Linked DNA regions of Homo sapiens: region 2 is linked to region 1. The links are chromatin loops, found by intact Hi-C in ENCODE. Cell type or tissue: Calu3. All regions are shown on one strand.

The links. Peaks named below come from ENCODE experiments on the same cell type or tissue, not always from the same donor. Only the 100,000 strongest peaks of a DNase experiment are listed, where the experiment ranks them.
Region 2: it touches region 1 in a loop (4-fold over the local background); 7 of 110 quality-filtered maps call a loop at or near these places.

The regions. Positions count from the first base shown.
Region 1 is chr12:5,019,377-5,027,376 of GRCh38, forward strand. It overlaps LOC100507560 (a long non-coding RNA gene), which reads left to right. Exons shown (of 7, transcript NR_187676.1): 3 at 2,312-2,466; 4 at 3,115-3,318; 5 at 4,148-4,245; 6 at 4,416-4,529; 7 at 5,718-6,218. Among named protein-coding and RNA genes, the nearest start is that of KCNA5, 21 kb to the right of the region's middle. RefSeq lists an enhancer at 7,835-8,000. In Calu3, a CTCF peak has its summit at 3,255 (motif pointing right); a DNase peak (open chromatin) is centred at 3,275.
Region 2 is chr12:5,791,829-5,799,828 of GRCh38, forward strand. It overlaps ANO2 (anoctamin 2), which reads right to left. Exons shown (of 25, transcript NM_001364791.2): 10 at 7,679-7,743. Among named protein-coding and RNA genes, the nearest start is that of ANO2, 150 kb to the right of the region's middle. In Calu3, no CTCF peak of the experiment used is centred here; a DNase peak (open chromatin) is centred at 4,843.

The DNA.
Region 1 (8,000 bases):
CCTTTCAGACCTTGTAAACAGTCATTCAGCAGGTGTATATCAAATATATGCTTCGTGCCAGGCTGTGTTTGGCCTGCAGAATCCCTGTTGGATAAGGCCCCCCTGCCCTCCAGAGGCTCACAGTCTAGAGGGGAGACAGGTGTGGACACAGGCAGTTGCAATGCAGTGTGTTGAGTGGGCAACAGAGAGGATGTATCACGCACCAAGGGCAGGCAGGATGGGGCAGTAACCTGGTCTCTGGTCCAGGGGTGAGGATGTCAGGAAAAGCTTTTCACAGGTGGTAATGATCATCACAGATGTGTTTCCATGTTGATTACAGGCAAGGAATTGGTGTCGACACTTTATGAGGATTGGCTCATCTAATCCTCATGATAGCACTGTTTGAGGCACAGAGGGGTTAAGTAACTTAGCAGGTGGCAAGGCACAGAGGCAGAGTGCAAACCAGGCACCCTGACTGAACAGCTTGCAGCCTCCTCCTCCATCTCTTCCACCTGTTGGTGAGTTAGCAGGGAGGAGACAGAAGAAGCAGGTCCGGACAGCCCCATCTCTTCCAACTCCTCTTCGTCTCTTCCTTTCTTATTGCTGAGCTACAGTGCATCCTCCACCCTACTGACAATAATCTACCCCAAGCACAGGGAGGATGGTTCCACTGCCTGCTAGGAGCCTCTGATGCTTCCCATCCCGCAGAGGCTGAGGCTGAACCCCCTTCATGGACACATGAAGCCCTCTAGAGTCCTCTCTGGCCTTGTCTTCCACTCCGCCTCGTCTCCCTCTATATGCTCTCAGCAGCCTTGCACACCACCCTCATCCAGCACAGGCCTGCTCGCCAGCCCACACAGCCATGCTCAGCAAGTCCTCAGGCCTGGGCACATCACTGATTTTCTGCCAGAATTGCTCTTGTCCCCCAATCTCCTGACAAACTCCTGCACATCCTTTAGATTCAGGTCAGTTGTCGCCTCACAGGAAGCGGTCCCTGACTCCTCTACGGCCAGGTTATTTGTTTCCTTGCTTAGCCATTCCCAGCTCTGGGTACAGTCCTGGACTTTCTGAGGTGGGCTGGAGCCACTCTACCCGCGGGTGAGCACCAGGTGTGGGTCTCCCCGCAAATTCATGTTCAGTGACTTTGTGCGAAATAACTTGAAGTCCCTCCACCCTGGTGGCAGTATTTACACCATAGGAATTGACAAACCCCGCAGACACCTCCCCCACCTTAGGAGCTTATTAAGGATATACTGACCCCCCACTGACTGTGTCTTTCTCCAACTGTGTCACCACTTTCGTATGTGTCTTTCTCCCCTCCCAAATGGCAAGTACTTCAAAGGCAAGGCCTCTGTCTTATTTATCCGTTTACAGACAGACCCAGCGTACTGTCTGGTAGCACATGAGGGCTGCCAATAACTCATGAGACGTGAGGCATGCCCTAGAGAATTTGTCATTTAATTATGGCAACCAGGCATTCTCCTGCCACCCCAGTCCCTTGAAAACTCTGCCACGCCCACAGTCAGCTTCCTGCTCAGAAACCTCAGTAGGTCCTTTTGCATATATGGCCAGAATGCCATGTCCCCCAAGGTAGGGATTTGTATCTGTTTGGTTTTATCAATGAGATCCAGTGCTCAGAACAGTGCCCAGCATGGAGAAATGCTTTGTACCTTTCAACACATTATTGTCAAATAAATCAATAAATGATAAAATTCAAGCTCCTTACAACAGGCTTCAAGACCCTTTATTCACAATTCTGTCTCTCCAATTCTGTGGCCAGCTTCTCCTTTGGTCAGAGCCTCCGCACCAGTCCCGCTGATCTCCTAGTTAGCCCCTCAGGTCCAGGTACCACATACTCTTGTCCTGGCATGAAACTCCCACTCCCTCCCCTCTGTCTGCCCAAAGCCGCCTCATTCTTTGATCCGACTCCTGGAACACCTGCTATTTTCTACTCTTCCTCTAGCACCAACCTGTAAGGTTAGGATTTTTTTCTACATTCTCAGCCAGGCTTTGAGCTCCTTAGGGCAGGGCTGGCGTATGGACCACCTTGGTGTCTCCAGCACCCACCTCAGGCTTTCATGCATAGTAGGCACCCGGGGTAGGGTTGTAGCCTATATTTGCTCACATTAAAAAATTAGAGACCAGCAAGATATATGCAAGTTGCCGCCTCTAACCTCGCCACCCCATGGAGTTTCTTTTTAGCAGTTGTTGACCAAGTGTCAGCAGAGGTTGCATTGGGGTGTTGGTGTTCAGGAGCCCGAGCCAGTCGGGGCTCACCATGGTGGCAGCAGGCTTTATGACTTGGTCTTTTCCTCTTTCCTTTTCCTCTCAGGTCATGGTCACCCCGCTGCTGGCTAACTGCAGCTACTTCTGCCAGCCAGTGGACTACAGATGGAGAAAGCATGGAATGAGGGTATGGCAGGGAGCAGGAAGCAAGCCTGGAGAGGGTTAGGAGGAACAACTTCATAACAATCGGAGGTCAAGGAGGTATCACCTGAGCCTTTTGATGAGAGGCAGGGGACTAGCTAGTTTTGGAGTCAGATAACATCAATTTGGATCTCAGCTCTGCCAGTTACTTGCTGTGTGACTCTGGGTGGCACACCTAACTCTTCTGGGACTCAATTTTCTTATCTATAAGATTGAGATAATAATACCTATTTTATAAAGCGAAATGATTGAAGGAAGACGGAATCAGATAATATATGATAGATAATATATGAAAGTGTTTAGCACAGGGGCCGGCACACACTGAGCGGTAGCTAGGTGGTAGTGATTTCATCACTGTTAGCTGTTCTCTGTTTCAACTGGAAGCAGAACAAAAGACTCTAGCTGAAGCCTGTCTCCAGGTAGCTAAGGCTTCTCACCAGCTGATATGGATGTTGAGTCACTGGATGTTGGTGATGGGCTCATGTCCTGTGACTCAAAGTATGATCCTTGGGCCAGCAGCATCATTTGGGAGCTTGTTGGAAATGCAGAATCTGTGCTCCACCCCAGGCACACTGATTAAGAATCTTCTTTTCAACGAACAAGATGCCCACATGCTCATTAGATTCCAAGGTTCTGGGCTGGGGCACATTTGGAGAGTCCTTCTGTGGTCACTCCAGTAGCTTCTCCCCTTCTTTCCTGTGCGAACAGGCATCTTCCTGGAGACAGGAAGGTAGGCACTGTGGAATCAGCGGTGCGTAGAACAGTGAGGATTTGGGGCTGAACCCAGCCCAGGTGGGCCAAGCCGTGGCACCAGCCGGACTGCAGTCTGATGGAACTTCCCCTTCCTGCCCAGCAGATGGCGAGCGTGTGCTGCTGGTGCCTCTTTCCAAAGGACGTTGAATTGCTTGACAGGTAAGATCCCGGACCCATGGGCTCCTGTATATCCGTCAGCCAAATCTGGGGTGGTGTCTGACTCTGCCAGCAAGAATGCTCTCTAGGTTTGCCCAGGCAGCCATGCCAGAGACTAATTTCAGAGTAAAGCCTTGGTCCAGTACCTGGCTGAGGGAGGATGCTCAGCCACTGAGGTAGCATCCCTCTCTGCCGGCTCCCCTGGTCCCTGCTTTCTATCAACAGAAGTAGGAGTAGGCATTTGCCCCATTAGTATCCAGGTTCCAGGTAAAATTAAAATGGAAAATTAAACAAATTTTAAAACTGACATGATATAGCAAGGGTCATCCAACGGCAAAAGCCATCCTTCCATGTTAATGAGAAGAAACCTTGCTGGTGAGGCCAGGGAGCTTGTGGGATTAAGCAGGGTGGGGCAAGAGCATAATGTTGGTGTGGTTGGTGATGAAAAGAGGGTACTCTTTCTTCTCAGTCTCTTGCCAAAATGATCTGAGCAAAGATCACGTGGGAATGTGTTGTGTGGGTGTCCGGATTTGGGCTGACTGTTCAACACCTGAACTCTTACCCCGGTGGCCTGGGGGGCAAGGATCGGACATTGGAAAGAACCCAGTCTCTGAAGCCAGACTGTTCTGATCCCAGTTTGGCCACCTACTAGTTGTGTGCCTTTGGGCAAGTTACTTAACCTTTCTGTGCCTCTGTTTTTTTTTTTTTTTTTTTTCTTGAAAAATGGAAGTAGTAGAAGTATAAACTGCACACAATTATGTGGTATTTAAGTGATTATTTTATACACATAAAGTAGAATAGTGTTCTCTTCCCTCCTCTTCCCACCACACAGCCCTGCCCAGCATCTAGAAGACCACCTGAAGCTTTCACACTTTGAGACCTTAGATCCTGCGAGGGTTTGAATTTCAAAAGCTTCAATTAAAGCACACAGTAGGTCATAAATTGGTGTTTGACTGTTGTTATTTCCCTTTAGTTTTACTCTCTTCTTCAGTAAAACAGGTAGAATTACCATATCCCACTCTAAGGGGTAGTTGAGGCCCCTGGAGAAGTCTGGAGAAAGGAGACCTCCAGAGTTGATGCCATCTCTTCCTCCTCTCCAGGTGTTCTTTACTTTATGAATGAAGCCAGAGCAGCCCACCTTCCTGCATCTCTACCACCATGGCACCATGCCCTGTGATGGGTGGGCTGGAGTCAAATATGTAGCAGGCAGCCAGGTAAGTGATGCGCGCCGTGGACGGCCCTGCTCCAGGCCCTAGTAAGGCAGGTCTGCTGGGCTGGTCTGCTGGGCTGAGTCCCAGCTCAGGAGACCTGCATCCCTGGAATATCATGGCTGGTCTCTAACTTTTCCCTTCCCTGAGGTCATGAGACCAGGCCTCTGCTCCCATTTGTCCCTGTGGCTCCTCAGAGCTCTCGGGCTACCCCTCTCTGGGATGGGGAGGTGGCTGCTGGGAGATGCTCATAGCCATCAGCCCAGAGAACACAAAGGTAGTAGAAACATTCTCATTGAGCATCTCAATAACTCCAGCCCTCCATCATCACGATCTCAGATGGCTCATGCCGGACCTCTGCAGGATAAGGTCTTTCCAGGGATTCTCTGTGGAGATTGCAGAGGTGCTCTCTGCAGCTTGGAGGATTGAAACATCAAAGAGAACTCCCACACCACAGCTAAGCCCAGCTCCACTTATTTTCCTTTATCTCCCCACACCCCACTCTGCAGCCTTCTTCATAGGGATGCTTAATTCTTTGGTCCATGTCTTCATGGACTGGCCAGGTTGTGGCCTTCTATGTGGCCCTGCTTCTGGTGGAAATGATATCTTACCACCCTACAGCTGGTAAGGAGATCTCATTGGCTCCAGGGGCCTTGGCTGAACCCTTGGTTCTATTCTTGGCTTGTCACTCTATACCAGTGACTTGGCATCTGCCCATAAACAAGCCCTCTCATCCTTAGATCTTCCTTAGCTTCCTAACTTGCAAGGGCCTCGGTAGCCATCTCATCAGATCCTGGAACTAACCCTAACTCACTGGCACAGTGTGGGACTTTGAGCAAATGGCTTCCATGCTCAGGTCTCAATGTCATTATCTATAAAATGAGGGCCTCAGCCAGATGACCTCTAAGCATTAATATCCTGTGAGTCTGTGATCACCGATTGCACCCTCCAGGTGCCTGGATGTCTTGCAGTTTTGGGAGAACCACTGCCCCCCAGATGGTGATGACAGCCTAAAGTGTCCCATACGGGGCTCTGGATAGACTGAGTTTATCATCAGGGCCACCATGACATGGCTGGATGGGGGAATTGGGGAAACCACGACCAGGAGAAGGGTCAAGAAGATTCTTGGGATCATGGGGTGGAAAAAACTGACTGCTCTCCCTTCTCTTTCTTCTCATGCTTTCTTTTGCCCAGGGTCAGTTTGTGGCCACTGCTGCCCCCTCTTCCTACAGTCTCCTCACTGAGTGCCCCTTCCCTGTTGGGTTCAACACATCTGTGCTCCTGTAAGCCCTCAGCCTCCTCGTTCTCTTCCTCAACTTCTACCACCAGACACATCTGAGAAGCAAGCAAGAGAGGCTGAACTAGGAGCAGGACCCAGGGACTGAAACCAGCACAGCATCCCCACAGAGAATTGGGTGGAAGGCAGCATGGCTTCCAGCTTACTGGTGCTGAGCAGATTGCTCTGGGTCTCCATTGTATCCTCTGAAGGAAGGAGGAGGATTGCCTTCTGTCCAGATCTCAGGATCAAACAAATAGGTCCAATTTCCTGTGCTCACTTCAGTTAGAGCACTTCTCATGTGACTTTGTAGCTTTGTGTGCATCTCCTTCCTCTACTAGACCTAAGCCCCTCACGGGAGGGACTCTCTTATTCTTGATGTTCCCCACACCTGGAATTTCAATAAACATCTCAATAAACGTGTGTGTTTGGATCCTTGGATCCCATGACTGCCGTCATAACCTTGGTGAAGAAGAGGGCTGGGAGTAGGAAAGAGGTCAAGGTTCGCTTGATCTCTAACCCTATAGTGGGAAATTGTGACGGAGAATATTCAAGAGTGGGTGTGGGTCTGTTTGATTTCAGGTGTAGCTGTGTAAATAGTTAGCCCTGCATATATTTTTGTCTACTCACAACTGCCTGCATGTGTATTCATAGAGTTGTGTGATTCTGTGTATGTGCCTGGGGAGTGGGAGAGGGCCATGTGCACATGTCTGAATACTTGTTTTCAAATATACATGCATGTTTCCATTTGGGTTTCTCTCCATTTGTGTTGTTTGCCTGCCTCTTCTGTAAGTCTCTGAAAGTGCCACATTGGCAAATAAAAGCCACTGGGATCAATAATTCTCCTGTTCTGATGGGAGACATGGAAGCCCACTGAGAAATCTCCGAATACATGTTCCACTAAGAGCTTCCAAAAATAAATGGGAAAAAAGGAGAAATGGGGCACACCCATCTTCTTCACAGAGAGGGAAACTGAGGACCAGCAAAGGGGAATATATGACTGAGATACTATGGCAGAAGCAAATATTGGCTGAGCTGTTCAAACCCAGAATAGGATGGGTTTCTTGAAAGCAGTTTGCCTGGGAGCTGTCTCTATGTCTCCAGTATGATGACTTTTCTCCTTTATAATTGCCCTTCGGCTGTTTTTCATCTCTAGGTAAGTTCTTATTTTGCCATGCCTCAATAGTCAAGAAAATTAAAGAATTGCTGAAGGTTATGCAGTGCTATTTGGGGACTGTGTCTCCATCTGGCCTTTTAGTTAATCAACCCAAGGCCAGGCAAGGCTACATCCTGTGGACAGAATACTCAGAGAAAATTCCCTCTAAATTACGCAGGATGTGAGCACATTCCACACCTTTTCCATGCACTGGTTGAGTGCCTTTGGGTGGGCGGTGGGGGGTGGTGAGGTGCTTATTTTAAGGCAAACTGTTATATTTTTTTAAACACAGGAGTAAGGTTTGTTCATTTGCTTAGCAGCCAAGGGAAGGGAAAAATTAGTCACTTCACAGTTTAGCATTAATATTTGCCCAGTTCTTTGTGGCTGCCTCTGCCTGATAAAGCAGCGCAAAGGGAAATGATATGTTCCAGGTCACGTCTGAATGGAATGAGACTTTTGCTGGGGAGAGCCTTTGTGAGGCAGTGTCCCAGAGAGAGTTTGGGGGAAATTCTCAATGGACTGAAGGCCCTTCATTTTTCTATCCTGTACTACTATGTAACAACTCCAGCTCTGATGTAGGAGTGCTTTGTAGGTATTGTTCATTAGTGTAGGTTGATTGTGTGAATATGATAAACCAAAGTGGTTTATATTTAGCAAAAATACCAAAATTCTTAACTAATATTGTAGACGTTCATCTCTATGAACTGTTTAAGATAATGACAAGGAAGGGTGGTGGTAGACATTTAAGTATATAACATAGCAGGGCTGGGCTACTGCTCAGAGAAAAGGAGGCTCAGAGTACTGGGAGGGAATGTTCCAGAGACAGAAGTAGGGGGCAGGCCCCCACCCCCTGTCTCCCATGAGCTTCCAGCAACTGACGGTTTGGGCTCCTGGCTGTCACCTCATAAATCAGAGTACATCTAATTGAGAGATAAAAACCACCTCCCAGTGGCCTTCATTGTCCTCTTCCTGCTAAAAATTCTGTGGAGACCTCTCCTCCCAACCCACCCCCATACATACTCCACTGTCCACTCAGCTGACCACA
Region 2 (8,000 bases), 770 kb after region 1:
CAAAGCTCTTAAGCTAAGGAACCATATGAAATTCCACCACTTTAATGAATGTTATAATTTCCCCCACAGGGAGTCAATAAATTCGTATTTATTTAACTACAGCCATTTATTTTATTTGTATTATATTGTAATAGAAATAATTATTGTAATATAAATAAATGTATAAATACATTTATTTGTATTTATTTAGACCTACAGCCATCATCACAGTATTTGCACAGCTCTTCATCTGAATCCTCCCAGTAATACTGTGGGCAGGTAGCACAGGTGCTATCACCCCTATTTCATAGCTGAGAAAACTGAGGCTCAAGAGAGAATGACTTGCCCAAATATTACATCAACTGGAAACAAATCTGGAGGTAAAACTGAGTTCTTTTCACTCTTAACTCACTGCTCCTGGTCTAAAGGAATGTCCCCGGGCAGGTGCGTCAGGGTCTGATGAACACATACACAGGCACATTACCCATCTTTTGACTGTCAGCCTCACTCCTTCTCCATTTTGTTCTGAGAATAGGGAACTCTTCCTTGTTTAAGTCCGACTTTATAAAGACGCCTCTCCAAATCCTTGATCACATTACTTTTCCTTCTGTGAAACAGTTCCAGCCTGGTTATGTTTTCTTTAGGTGTGATGACCTAAGTCAGCCACATGTGAGGTTTTACCATGATTCAGTAAATCACTGAGTGATGCAATCCTAGCTTGGTTTTAAAATGTATTCTGAGAATTCGAGGGGTCTGTGGTGCTGCATCACATCACACTGATGTTTCTAGAAAGAGTTACAATCATCCCCAAAGATCTCTGCCTGATGCATAGCTGATACCTCTGAGCCCATCACAAATGGCTAGTCGAAGGCCAATTTTCCCTCGTGATCTTTTCCATATGTTGTTTTCCTACAGCCTCACAGCTACTTTCTATAAATTTTCTCCATCAGCCTGTCCCTTTATTTCCCAGAAAACCCAGTGGTCATCTGCAAGCATGGAGATTCCACTTTGAACTCAAGCTCCTTGAGAGTGGGGTCATGCTTACATCATCTCCGTATCCCCAGGACCAGTGTCTGGATAATGCAAAATATGTGGTGGCTTAACTGCTTCAGTGAGGTGTATGTAAGGCTCCTCCTCTTCCAAGTTACCCCACCAGTGAGTCCCAAGAAGGACAATCACGATGATAAGGCTGTGTGGGGAACACACGTTGATATGGAAACGCAGAAAGTCCTAGGAGTATTTGGGGTGTGGGAAAGAAAGCTTAGGTATATGAGCACTGTTGTTGACACAATTGTTGTTTTCAAATATTTAAAGGGTTGACCTATACAACAGGGTATACTTGTTCTGTGCAGCTCCAGGAAGCAGAACTAAGACCAAAATAAGGGAAATCAGCAGTTTTCCTTCTAGTTTCATGACTTCCTATGGGCTAGATATGCCCAAGACAGAAACAAACTGTCCCAGAGATAAGGTGCTCCCTATTCCAAGAAAAATCAAGCAGAGGCTGGGCATTTGCTAGATGAATATGCCGCAAGAAAAATTCTTCATTCCTTCCTTCCAGGGACAGCTATCCAACTGTCTGGCCTCTAAGCTTCATTTGCCTCTGTGAGGCTATGGTTTGTTCCTAGAGGTTCTGGATAATTGAAAGCTTATTGTACAACAGGGCCAAGACAGCACAAACATATAGCTTGTCATATTTTTCAGACTAATATCAGCTTTTCCTCCCTGGGGCATGACATAAGCTGATCAAGGAGGCAATGAGCTGATGCCAGACAGCTCCTTCCTTCCCCAGCTCTGCCCTGGAATTCCAGGTGGCCATGGGGAACTTGTGGAGCCTCTTGGTGCCTTGGGATCCACCATCCATACCATGTGGCTGATAAGACAGGAAGGAGGATGAAAAGTTTAAAACAGGAGCCACCATCTCTGGAAGGCTGTTGTGAGGCTAGGAGGCCACCCTCAGAAGACCAACACAGTCATTAGCTGCTACCTTGAACTGGAGCTGGTAGCATTTTGAACTGGAGCTGGTAGCATTGTACTCCAACTCCTGTTTCCATTGGTCAACCACAAGACCAACAGCCTTCCCTCCGAAAGGGTACAACTGGAGGAGAGTGGCACTCCATGGAGGAAATGAGAGAAAGGAGACTGGGGCAGAGCCTTTCCACAGCATGATGGGATTAACAGCATGACTTATATCCTGATCTATAAAATGGACCAGAATGTAATGGCATGGAACATAATCATCCTTGTTTCTGCCTCACCTCAACCAGCTGTTGCTGCTTTTCTCTGTCTACCCTTCTCTCACACCCTCAGAGGTAAAGGAAGAATAGACTTCAGGCCTATGAGGTATTATTTCCTTCCAGGCTGCAAAATGTTTTCCAGCTAAACCCAACCATCAAATGATAAGACCCGTGCAAATGCCATGGTGCTGATCCCACGTGTCATCTCTCCTTAGCTTCCCTTCATGCATCCAGCCTCATTTCCTTCCAACCCTGGATTGCCTGCTAATTCGTGGGGCAGAGCAAGGGACTTGGGCCAGGTTGGCAGGGAATCCTTACAGACAAGGTCTGCAAGCCAAGTTCTTGATCTCACCACTCCCAGTCAACAGTGAGGAAAGATCTGGCTTTGAGTCAATGTGATTTTCAGTCATTAGTATCAGGCTAAACTATAAATCCTTATACAGGGCAGTCCAGGCTGGTTACAAAGACACACTCTTTCACCTCAGTCGTCCTTCAGAAAGCAACATTTCTGATTCAAGGGCCACCTCTTCCAGGAAGTCTTGTCTTATTCCTCTAGCAGCAATTACTCTTCAAATGTGATCCCATACTGATAGGTTTGAACATTATTATAGTCCTGAGAGCCCTCGCTATATCCGGTCTTGCACACATTTGTCTCCCTACATAACTCCTAGATCTTAAAGGCCATAAGCTCTCCCTTCATCGTTGTTGTGCCTCCCCATACTGCCAAGCAAAGAGACTTGCTCACTGTAAGCATCAGTGAATGTGTATTGTGTCGAGCTGAATTGCCTTTCTCAATCCCAAAGAAAAATCAAGGAGAAAGCAGCAGGGCTAAGGAAATAAGTAATCACAGATTGATCAACGTTTTTCTCTCTCCAGTTCCTCCTCTAACCCAGCTGTGGCCTGGCCAGTCCTTCCCCAGCCTGGCCTGCTGAGAAGCCTCCTAAGAACATGGCTTCCTCGGTCTCCCTCCGGGGGTGCTCAGATGGCTCACAGTTCAGGAGGGTGGAAGCAGAGCCCAGAGACAAGGAGGGATGGATCAAACCACACAGTCTCTGGTGGCAGTGCTGGGGAACCCTGGCAAGGACGGTGACCTGTGCCTTGCAGTAGGAGGGAGATCCCATTCGTGGCATGTCAGGCTAGAGAGGGCTGGTAGAGATGTGTAGCAACGTTGGGGCACAGTGCCACCCAAGGGCTCTTGAAATGGTAACCCCATAGAGATCACTCTCAGATCCTCGTGGAAGCTGTTCCATATCTCAAGGCTCTAAGCTGGCACATTTCTAAGAGAACTCCAGAGCTTCCACATGGGTGGGCTTCATGCCCAGGGCCTGACTTTAAGTGCAGGAAGCCTCACTCATGAAGTGAGCACCCCAGGAACAGGTGGGAGTGAGTAGGGACCATTACCCCTCTTCAGACTGCAGGCCTGGTTTGGTACAGTGAAGCTCCCCATCCATTATCCCCTTGGTGAACTCCCACAAGTCAACAGGCTGCAATCCCTCTGAGCTGAGTACAGTTCTAGAACCCTCTCTTTCCCATGCTGTCACAGGCAGGCAGTGGCAGCTGCTTTAGAATAAACTTTTTGTACATTAGTTTCAGCAGAGTATAGTCAGAAGAGAAATCAAACTCAGAAGATGCTTAAGACCTATTGTTTTGTCTCATTCATATCAAAACGTCCAAGCTAAGAAAATCAGCCTGGGAGCAGATATTAACTTTAGTAAAAAGACAGATTACGGCCCTGACTAGTATTGGGTCAGACCTGTACAAATCGAAAAGGCCTCCAGTCCCCAAGTTTTCCCAGAAAATAAGGGCTGTTTTCCTCCTGGGTTTTAGAGCATTGAACCAGAGAAGTGCAGGCAGAAATGTCCTTCTCCAGCTGTGAGGACCCTCTTCCAGCTCCCTAAAGGACTAGAAGAGTCATTTCACTCTAGCTTAGGAGTCATTCCTCATATTATCAGCCACAAGCCATGTTTCTGACAAGGCACAAGTGCTGCTGGCTGGAAGTGCCCAGGAGGTCTTCTGGATTGGGGTGCACTCACTCATCGAGGTTCCTGCTGGATACCTCTCTAGGGAACTTTCCAGAGAGCTCTCACACACACACTCACACACACACAGTCACACAATCGCTCATTCATACACACTCATGCACACACTCTCTCACATACACTCACACTCTCACACTGACACACATGAACACACTCATACCCACTCACACACATACACTCACACCGACACACGCATGCACACACACTCATTCACACGCTCATACACATACACTCCCTGCTCACACTCACACACTCATGCACGCTCACACTCTCACACACACCCTCACATATACACTCTCCCAAACACACATATTCTCTGGCACACACACACACTCTCATACTCTTACACTCACACACATGCACTCACACACACACCCACTCTTGCACATACACACACACAAACTCACAACACACAGAGACACACTCTCACACGAACACATTCTCACACTCACACACACTAACACACACAAACACTCTCATACAGGCTCACACACACACTCAGGCCTGCAGGCCCCAGGTCTCCAGAGCAGAGGCAGGATCGGGAGGAGAGCCGTGCGGGGCTGGAGGCCATCAGCAGTCTCACAGTGCAGCCTGCTGGGCACGAACGACACTGCAGCCGGGTGGAGGCAGGGGCCAGGGGTGCAGGGAAGGGTGTCTTGCCTCCCCTCTGTGGACTTTCAACATCCAGGAACGGTGTCTCAAACCCCAAGACTCAAAATGAGGCCTGAAGGCCTGCGGAAGGGGAAGGAGAGCTAGTTCCGGGGCCTTCCACATACAAACAGGTCTCCTGCCCCATGAGCTCTCAATGGCTCACACAGAGGTTTTAGAATCTTCCAAACAATTGGCACAGAGGAGGAGCACTAGGGCTCCAGAGGAGGAACAGAAGCTTGGCGCTAAAAATGAGGAGCTGAAAACCCAAAGAAACGGGTGGGAAAGACCTTGGCCAGGCCTGTGCATGAATTATCACGTTCCGCCTGTGCCAGATTCCCCTGCTCCGTCACTCTTCCAGCACAGACCATATGAGGGCAACTTCTCCGCGAGGCACACGGAGGGTGCCATGCATGGTAGTAAGTAGTCATGGAGCAAAACTGTCATGGTGTGGGGCCTGTGATGGCTCAGGAAGGGAACCACAGGCTGGACTCTGCAGGCAGGTGGGCCCCGACAGGAGGTGGGAGGAATGATGGAGAGGAAGTGGCAAAAGAGAGAAATGGTGCTGAAGAAGAATCCCCAAGACTCACAGTTAGATTGGGGAGTGGGAAGTGAAAGTGACGCCAGTCAGGGATTACTGAGGTCTCGGGTTGTGTCATGATGAAGAAGAGGAAGGAGAGGACTTGGACAGAATCAGGGAAAGCAAGTTGGGACCATTTGGTAAAAGAGTGTAAAATGAGGAGTTTGGTGTGCTCACTGAGTCTAAGTAGCTGCTCCCTGCATGCTCCAGCCCACATTTCTCTCTACAAGTTCTCCAGGTACTCGCCCACTTCTGACCCTAGTGCTCCCCACCACCAGCCCTTCCATCACTTCTCTTTCCAGCAGTTTCTTGAGGTCAGAGAGTTCCTTATGCCACTGGGATGACAACCACCATCACCATCTGCCTTGGCTCCCCACACACATGCTGCCCAGCGTCCCATTCTCCTGAGGCTCCTTCCTCCTCTCCCTCCTGACCAAGACTTGGCTTTGCCCAGGGACCGTGGGAGTGTTCCAGGCCATCTGATCTGTGAGGAGCTGTAGACAGCCTCCGGCCCTGCTCCAGTACACCGTGCCCTGTCTAGACAGATTTGAGCTCTCCATCCTCAGGAACCGCCAGGCCCCAGAGCAGGGCTCCGCTCCAAAGGCAATACTTCCCCTGCAGGTGAGGCTGCTTTGGTGGCCAAAACCGAGTGCATATTGGAGCCATTTGCCACTTAGCTGGCAGCGAGTCACCTGAAGTCTCTGCGGGAAAAGATAGGGCTCTCTGGTAGGGAGAATTTTTATTTTTTAATCGTACTTAAAAAAAACAAAAACAAATGAGTAGTTGGAGAAAACAGGCGACAGAGTGGGTGGCCACTTGAGATCCAGAGAGAAAGATCAAAGCCCACCAAGAATGGAATGATCAGCCTTGGGGTGGCCCAGAGAACAGTCTAGGTGGCCCATGCCACATGAAAGGCAGCCAGGGGACGGGAGACAGGGTGAAGGCACCTGGTCACAGGCCCCGCATGTCCCTGCTCCCCCACCCAAGACCTTGGTTCACGGTCCTCAGCTGGAACAAACACCTGCTTCCAAGAGACATCCAACCAAGCTCTGTCCGCTGGGAGGGCCGCTGCATCTCTGTGTAGGAGGTGAGCTGCCCAAACTCTGGCCTCCACGCGGCTTTCTCTTTCCAAGCAGAAGCTGGAATTCCTCCCTCTAGACTCGATTCTCCTGGCCGCTGCCCCTCTCACAATCCCAGCCCAGGGCAACCAGCCAGGAACACGCTCTATTCTCAGGCTGATGAATTAGCTCATTAGGTGACTTCAGGGCAGTGAGTCCACCATGTCCACCATGGAGCAGCCTCCTCCTGCAGGCTCCAGCGGCCCATCTTTTCCAAATGAGCACATTCTACCATGTGAACTCACAGATCCCTCAGCTCAGCCTCCCAAGTTAGGACAACCAGGACCCTGAAGATCAAAGAGGAATTGGGGCTTGCCCAAAGAAATGGTAGCACTTAGTGGCCAGGCCCAGACCAGAACTCACGTCTCCAGACTCTCAGCCCAGTGCTGTCACACAGTGCTGCCGCCCAACATTCCAGCCAGAAGATTGAGTTTCTAGAGCCCTGAAGCCATTTTAAACTAGTCAGACCTATGACATTCCAGTAAGTTATTTCCAAGGACTTTTCACTAATGTTCAACAGAAGCTGGGGAAATGTCCAAGGTGCCAGAAAACAGGACATCATTCTGTGACAACACAGAAGGGAGGAAACCCAGGGCCTAGTCTCTCCTCCCTTCTAATTTGGAAAAGCCATAAAAAGTCCACATTCTGTCAGGCCAACCAGCATATTCCTCATGTGATTTGCTAAATCCACCCTTTCCTGGATCAACACTGGCACTTGGGCATAACCCAACAATCAGCTTCATCCAGGTTCTTCTCTAGGACAAGACTAAGGAAAAGAAATGAGACAGCTCCATGCACCCCTCCCAGAGAACAGGCAGGGAAAGAGACCAATGTTGAAGACCTCAAGGTGCAGGTCATGGTCTATCAATCTACAGTATCTTTTGCCCCACGCAGCCTCCATGTCCCTCCCATGTCCCCAGCTGCTTCCCCACCCATGAGACACAGAGGAGTGGATCATAGAAGCTAGAAAAGAAGATCCCTCCACTTGAGCAAAGGACTGTCAGAGTCAAAAGGTTTATGATACATCTTTCAGGACTTGCATCTCCAGGATACTTCCAAAAGTTCCCTACCACCTCTTACCTGATGAGGTCAATAGGTTGGAACTTATAGAACACTCCATAGCGCGCCCATTCTTGATATAGCAGCTAAACAAAGAAAATAAGGAAACAGGTTAGAGGTAGAGATGGGAAACTTCACCTGATTTTGTCCATCCTAACAAGTCAGATTTTTATCCCCAAAGTCCAGCTTCTAAGAAATTCTCATGAGACATCCAGGGGGAGATGTTCAGAATCGGGAGGCTATGGAAACTGGCTTCTCCTTCCTCAAACAACAGAGATGAACTTTATCACACTCTGAGGCAGTCCTGCACCTGATTAGCAGAACCCCGTCTTCTTTATTCCCA